2 separate regions of the Homo sapiens genome follow, and region 2 is linked to region 1. A link is a contact called in ENCODE Hi-C or POLR2A ChIA-PET data. All regions are on one chromosome and are shown on one strand. The core of a region is the stretch at or near the end of the contact, and the rest is flanking DNA. Distances in the headings are between cores, read along the strand shown.

The links. A loop is a pair of places that touch in the nucleus more often than their neighbours do. ChIA-PET counts read pairs that join two places held with the same protein, here RNA polymerase II (POLR2A). Pooled maps may share reads with other maps.
Region 2: a loop to region 1 is called in a map of naive thymus-derived CD4-positive, alpha-beta T cell, with 6 times the contacts of the local background. The contact joins the enhancer-like site here to the promoter of SCRN2 in region 1. A Hi-C loop is called at or near these places in 2 of 168 maps with a recorded cell type or tissue (lower leg skin and naive thymus-derived CD4-positive, alpha-beta T cell) and 9 of 50 pooled maps. POLR2A ChIA-PET finds 5 or more read pairs at or near these places in 2 of 52 experiments (A549 and Caco-2).

The regions. Positions count from the first base shown.
Region 1 is chr17:47,840,023-47,843,513 of GRCh38, reverse strand. It overlaps SCRN2 (secernin 2), which reads left to right and starts at 2,241. Exons shown (of 8, transcript NM_138355.4): 1 at 2,241-2,306; 2 at 2,671-2,844; 3 at 3,142-3,323. The coding sequence starts at 2,671. RefSeq lists enhancers at 342-391, 2,214-2,769, 2,673-2,772.
Region 2 is chr17:48,072,136-48,076,065 of GRCh38, reverse strand. CBX1 (chromobox 1) reads left to right here. Exons shown (of 5, transcript NM_001127228.2): 3 at 1-65; 4 at 966-1,060. Among named protein-coding and RNA genes, the nearest start is that of NFE2L1, 26 kb to the right of the region's middle. Within about 2 kb of position 1,550, at least 5 of the 41 ENCODE cell types and tissues checked have a DNase peak (open chromatin) inside an H3K27ac peak, as active enhancers do.

The DNA.
Region 1 (3,491 bases), core at 992-3,491:
ATCCCCCCCACGACGGAACCCAAAGCCACCTCTGACCCCCCTCAGATGGGGTGCCTGGCAGGAGGATCATGGATGGCCCAGGAAAGGGTTAGGGAAATCAGAACATCTGGGCTGGCTCTCTGGGTTCCTCTCCTGGGAAGTGGAAGTAGAATCTACTCCTAACCTCTAGGGTGGGTGAATGAAATAAGAAATGAGAAAGTGACAGAGAAGAAGACAGCCTGGAAACTGCAACCTGGGGGTGCGCTGTGGCCTCTCTCTGCCTCTCCTCCTGCCTGTTTCCGCCCCACAGTGGGAAGCCGGGAAACTGCAGGAGATGAACCCGCCTTCCTGCAAGCTGCTTCAGGTGCCCAGATTTCTCAGCACGCAGCTTCGATGTTTGCTTCTGGAATGACATTAATTGGCAACCTCACAATCCCTCCCCGACACTGTATCAGAAACAGCCTTCACCTTCCCATTAATCCTAGCATGACTGACCGCCAGCACCCTAGCACAGTAGGCTTGAAAGAAGGCCAAACTCCACTAAAACACTGTTAGAATTGTTTTCTTTCTTTCTTTCTTTCTTTTTTTTTTTTTTGAGACGGAGTTTTGCTCTTGTTGCCCAGGCTGGAGTGCAATGGCGCGATCTCAGCTCACCGCAACCTCCGCCTCCCAGGTTCAATCGATTCTCCTGCCTCAGTCTTCCCAAGTAGCTGGGATTGCAGGCATGTGCCACCACGCCTGGCTAATTTTGTATTTTTAGTACAGATGGGGTTTCTCCACGTGAGCCAGGCTGGTCTTGAACTCCCAACCTCAGGGGATCCGCCCACCTCAGCCTCCCAAAGTGCTAGGATTACAGGCATGAGCCACCACACCCGGCCCACTGTTAGAATTGTTAAGCAAATACAGTAAAGTCAGAGGATACAAGGTCAATGTACAAAAGTCAATAGTGTTCCTATACACTAATAACAAACTATACAAAAAAGAAATCAAGAAAATAGTCCCATTTACAATAGCTACCAAAATAATAAAATATTTAGGAATAAATTTAACCAAAGAGGTGAAAGATCTGTACTCTGAAAATAAGATATTGATGAAAGAAACTGAAGAAGACACAAAGACATGGAAAGATATTTCATGCTCACGGATTGGAAGAATTACTATTGCTAAAATGTGCATACTACTCAAAGCCATCTATAGATTCAGTGCAACCCCTAGAAGCAGATAACCTGCAGCATCTCCCCTCTCTCCATTCTGGAGGGCTCCACAGAGCAAAAGGGTGTAAGATGCATTTGTCTTAATGATGGCTATGGAGAGATGGTTTGTAGAGAAAAATGAACTGAAAATCAAAACATTTGGGATCAGAGTGTACCTCCACATGACTGTGTGTCACCTTTGGCCAAGACTTCTTTGTGGTTTCAGTTTCACTACAGGTAAAGGCACCAAATCTTTGAACTAGAAAGTTCTAAATTTCCCTTTAAAGCGATCTTCCTATGGGTTTGAGCACTATCAGACAGATAGGTCCTCTGGGATCAGATGGGTTTTGTGCACACTTTCCCTTATTTATTTATTTTAAGAGACAGGGTCTTGCTCTGTCACCGCGGCTGGAGTACCGCGGTGTGATCTTGGCTCACTGCAGCCTCAATCTCTCTGGCTCAAGAGATCCTCCCACCTCAGCCTTCAGAGCAGCTGGGACTAGAGGCACGCACCACCACGCCCAGCTAATTTTAAAATATTTTCTGTAGAGGCGAGGTCTTGCTGTGTTACCCAGGCTGGTGTTGAACTCCTGGGTTCAAGTGATCCTCCCACCACCGCCTCCCAGAGTGCTGGGATTACAGGTGCGAGCCCCCCGCACCCAGCCTCCACCACTCTCGTATTCTGTATCTTATTCCCCTAGGCGCCTCCAGCCTGGGATTGCGCCTCTGGGATTCAAACCAGGACTCAAGTATCTGAGGTTCTTCCTTAATCTCCAGATGTCCCAGCAGTCCCCTTTCTCTGACAAAGTCTCCCTTTTCACGCGGGATCCTTTCCACCCCCAGCTCCAGCTCCCCGCAGTGACTCCGTGGGGTTAGCAGCCTTTGTCAGGCCTCAAATGGGCGCCTGGGTAGGACAGGGAGCCAGGTGGGACTCGCAAGGCCGCTCTGCTCCGGGAAGTGGTGCAGGCGCGCGCCCTGGTGGAAAACGGCGGAGCTGCAGGCTCCGTTCCGGCTCCGACCCCGAGGCCGAAGGCCTTCCAGGTCACCTGAGAGTCTCCGCCCAATGGGGCGGCCCTGGCCAGAAGCGGAGGAGGTGGCACCCGGGACCGAGCTGGGGTCTTGGAGGAAGAGAGGGTGAGGGGAATACAGTACTGGGGGTGAGAGAAGGGTTGGACAGAAGAGGGTCGGGTATCTGGGCATGCGCAGGGCCGCAGGACTCTTGGTGGGGTAGCGAGGGGGACGGTCCCACGACTGCTCCGAAGGGCCGGGACTCCCAGTGGGGGCGGGACCCCCGGAGTGCCCGCCTGCGGACTCCCAAGCCTGGAGCCTGGGGAGAGGGTGGGCACCTCCGTTCCCGCACACCCGTCCATGGTGTGTGCGCCGAGCGTCCAGGAGCCACGGCGGTGTCTTCCTTGCGCGTCTTTTACACGTGTGGGGGTAGGCTGCTCCTCGGGGCTGAGCCGTGGCCAGGGTTATGGAGAGGCCCGCCTCTCCCCAGATGGCGTCGTCGAGCCCTGACTCCCCATGTTCCTGCGACTGCTTTGTCTCCGTGCCCCCGGCCTCAGCCATCCCGGCTGTGATCTTTGCCAAGAACTCGGACCGACCCCGGGACGAGGTGCAGGAGGTGGTGTTTGTCCCCGCAGGCACTCACACTCCTGGGAGCCGGCTCCAGGTGGGTTAGACTTTATGGGGTGCTGGGAGGTGTGGCAGATCTCTGCATTCTTTTAAGACCTTCTTCCCTGCTCCCCACACCTGGGAGGCTGCCAGAAGTAGTGGAAGAGCATGAGCTTTAGGTCTACCAACCTGGACCTGAGCTCATTATGTAGCCTCAGTCTACCTCAGTTTCCTCTTCTGTAAAATGGGAATGAGACCTTCCTCAAAGGGATCTATAAGGTAATTGGCAGAGTGCCACACTCGAGGGGCCGCCCCTCTATGAGTGGACGCTTCCTTTCTCCTCCCTCACCTCCAGTGCACCTACATTGAAGTGGAACAGGTGTCGAAGACGCACGCTGTGATTCTGAGCCGTCCTTCTTGGCTATGGGGGGCTGAGATGGGCGCCAACGAGCATGGTGTCTGCATTGGCAACGAGGCTGTGTGGACGAAGGAGCCAGTTGGGGAGGGGGAAGCCCTGCTGGGCATGGACCTACTCAGGTGCAGACCCTGCCCTTCCTCATCTGCCTGACACACCAGAAATCTAGGGGCTGAGTTTTGACCTGGGCCCATCCATCCCTCCCCCAGCCTGGTTCACAGGGGCCTCCTCCTCTCTGCAGACTTTGCCCTTGTGCCTTCGTGAAGAAGGCTGCAGCAGCAGCCACCTTT
Region 2 (3,930 bases), core at 301-2,800, 230 kb before region 1:
GCAAAGCTGATTCTGATTCTGAAGATAAGGGAGAGGAGAGCAAACCAAAGAAGAAGAAAGAAGAGGTAAGAATAGAAGTAAGAATTTTTACTAGCCCACAATTCAAACTACTGTCAAAGTAGTTTTGTTCTGCTTCTTCCCTGATATTAGCAGCTGTCTCTTCTTAGTCCTGAAATCTTAGGTAGGCTAATGCCTACAAAGTGAGAGTGTACTGTCATGAAGCCACATGATCTCTTACTTTTTATCCATGGTACAGGAGCAGTAAATGGAAAACTTGCTGGGGACAGATATAAGGGCAAGTGAATTCATTCTTGTAAAAAATAGTTTTCAATATTTAATCATTAAAGGTGTGAGGTGGCTATTTTGACTTAATCAGTATCTTAAAGTAAGTTGTTTTTTGAGAGTGAAGAGATAGTTGTAAACATTGATTTTGCTTGGGCTGTATGTCCCTTTTCACATAGGGAAAATCTCATGCGCTTCAGACATTGATGAATAATCACTCCAAAGGATTCTAACAGCTCTCTTACTTGAGCCAAGGTATTGGTGAAATATTGGCAAAAGAGTTTGTGATTGGGCCGGGCACGGTGGCTCACACCTGTAATCCCAGCCCCTTGGGAGGCCGAGGCGGGCGGATCACAAGGTCAGGAGATCAAGACCATCCTGACTAACACGGAGAAACTGGGTCTCTACTAAAAATACAAAAAATTAGCTGACGTGGTGGCATGTGCCTGTGGTCCCAGCTACTTGGGAGGCTGAGGCAGGAGAATCACTTGAACCTGGGAGGCAGAGGCTGCAGTGAGCCGAGATCGCACCACTGCACTCCAGCCTGGGCGACAGAGTGAGATTCCGTCTCAAAAAAAAAAAAAAAGAGTTTGTGATTACATTAATCAGAGACACAGGAATGGTTCCAGTCTGGATAATAGTCCCATATAGATAAAATTGTTCTACCCATCTTGTTTTTACAGTCAGAAAAGCCACGAGGCTTTGCTCGAGGTTTGGAGCCGGAGCGGATTATTGGAGCTACAGACTCCAGTGGAGAGCTCATGTTCCTGATGAAATGGTGAGTCGGCCAGTGGCTCTGTGTGGTTGTTTTTTTTCTTCTCCCATTGGTTTCATGCCAGAGGAAAAGAGCTGGACCTTCGAAATTCCAATCACCCAAGTGTGAAATTGTTAAGATGGCATAGTCCTTCGATAGTGACCCTCGGCCTGACTGCCACCCTGGACTCATGAGTTACAGGTAGGAGCCCTTAGGAATCTTGGGTCTTTGCCCATATTTTTAGGAGGTGGGAGACAATCTAGAGTGGAAAGAGTGTGGGAAGGAATTACATTTCACTTCTGTAAATAAAGGGGGAGAAAATGAAATGTGATTGGACCACCCTCTCCTTCTACCACCTCCTTAATAAAGATGAGGCTGGCCCCAGAATCAGAAATTCTGCTAAATTCTCAGGGTTAGGAAAGAATCTGTAGTTCTTCCTTTTGTCCTTAATTGTTGGATCCCTTTCAATTTGTGCAGATTCTACAATTACAGGATCAGCCAGCAGGGGTCAGCAAGGCTCCTTAACTGCTATCAAGCATAGAGCAAGCCTGCTTTTTTCCATTATGAGTATAAATACCAGTGATAGTAATACTCCATGAAACAGCCTAATGAAGATAGTTATCCCAACAATCTCTGTAATTTTCCTACTCTGTCAAAAGAAGGCCATTCTTCCTATTTCTTGCTCATTCTCCCCACAAAGTGGATCTCAATGATTGTATTTAAAATTTGGAAGGAATAATTCTAAGCCATTGCCAATGAAGGCAGCATTCTAGAAACTTTGTCCTTTAAAACACACACACACACACACAGTCTATGGAGCTTTGTCCTTTTGTCAGTCCAGAACTTACTCTGAAACTCGTGTCTGTACTAATTATCCTCTTTTACAGTATGGCTGGAGGGGCCTAACTTTAGCACCACTGAAAGCCAGAGTCACAACTAACTAACCTATTCTCTTCTATGTATTCCCTAGGCAGTTACTGGAGCTGCCCCTCTTTTAGCTGATTTATTGTTAACCTATAAGAGAAAAGTTCATTTTTAAGATGCTGCTTATTGGGTGGGAGAAGTTATACTGTGAGTTACTCAGTTTAGCTAGAATATACTTTTTCTGCATGTGACCAGTGTGAGTTACAGTAGTATCTCCATATTGCTTAAGATTGTACTCCTTTGGTTGACTCACTACTGTCTTTTTTTTTTTTTTTTTTTTTGAGACAGTCTCACTCTTTCGCCCAGGCTGGAGTGCAGTGGCACGATCTCAGCTCACTGCAACCTCCGCCCCTCCGGGTTCAATGATTCTTCTGCCTCAGCCTCTCAAGTAGCTGGGATTACAGGCATGTGCTACCACGCCTGGCTGATTTTTGTATTTTTCATAGAGATGGGGTTTCACCATGTTGGCCAGGCTGGTCTCAAACTCCTGACCTCAGGTGATCCACCCACCTCAGCCTCCCAAGGTGCTAGGATTACAGGCGTGAGCCACTGCACCTGGCCGACTCACTGCTGTCTACAGGTTAAAACTGGATTTGATTATAAGACAAAGTACATTTTAAAAAGTTATTTTACTGGAGAATAGAGATTTTTGTATATTTCTAAAAGTAGTAAATATTTCTGGGGAGTGAAATGACTAAATTTAACTCAGAGGGTGTTGTTCAGCTGTCAGCAAATGGCAGCATGCTTCAGATTCCCATTTCCCTCCCATTCTCTTGGGTCCATTGTTCAAAAACATACATTATCAGCTTACTCTTCTGCTCTATGGGACTATGTGGCTCTGATTTCCTGTTATTAAGGTTCTAGAGATTTGGGGTGGTGCTTTGTCAGAGATGTCATCAGGTGTCTCCTGCTTGCTTTACGCTACTGCTTCTGTCTAGGACATTCCTAATAACCTGAAGATAAGAGTTTGTTTTTTTTTTAAATGAGACAGAGTCTCGCTCTGTCACCCAGGCTGAAGTGCAGTGAGGCGATCTCTGTTCACTACAACCTCCACCTCCCAGGTTCAAGCGATTCTTGTGCCTCAGCCTCCCGAATAGTTGGGATTACAGGCGCACGCCACCATGCCTGGCTAATTTTTGTATTTTTAGTAGCAACACGGTTTTGCCATGTTGACCAGGCTGGTCTTGAACTCCTGGGCCTGCCCACCTTGGCCTCCCAAAGTGCTGGGATTATAGGCGTGAGCTACTGCTCCCTGCCTAAGAGTTTACTCCTAATTCCCTTATAATGTGTATGATTTTCAAATTTTGAAAACTTTTTTTTTTTGAGACAGAGTCTCACTCTGTCGCCCAGGCTGGAGTGCAGTGGCATGATCTCGGCTCACTGCAAGCTCTGCCTCCCAGTTTCACGCCATTCTCCTGCCTCAGCCTCCCAAGTAGCTGGGACTACAGGTGCCTGCCACCACACCAGGCTAATTTTTGTATTTTTAGTAGAGACAGGGTTTCACCGTGTTAGCCAGGATGGTCTCGATCTGACCTCGTGATCCACCTGCCTCGGCTTCCCAAAGTGCTGGGATTACAGGTGTGAGCCACTGCGGCCAGCCACTTGAAAACATTTTAAAATTCAGAAAACTACAGCTCCCTCATTTTCTACTCCCGATGTTGAAACATCATTTCAAAGCACCTGGAAGTTATGCGAGGATAGCATTTGGAAGTGTCAGTGTAATTACGATTATGCAAAAAGTGTCCATCTTCATTTGCTCTGGCCAATGCCAGATGTGGTATTTAATCCTATTACGGGCCGGGCGAGGTGGCTCATGCCTGTAATCCCAACACTTTGGGAGGCTGAGGCAGGTGGATCACCTGATGTCAGGAGTTCAAGATGAGCCTGGCCAACATCTTTAGTAGAGATGGCAAAACCCCATCTCTACTAAAAATACAAAAATTAGCTGGGTGTGGTGGCGCACACCTATA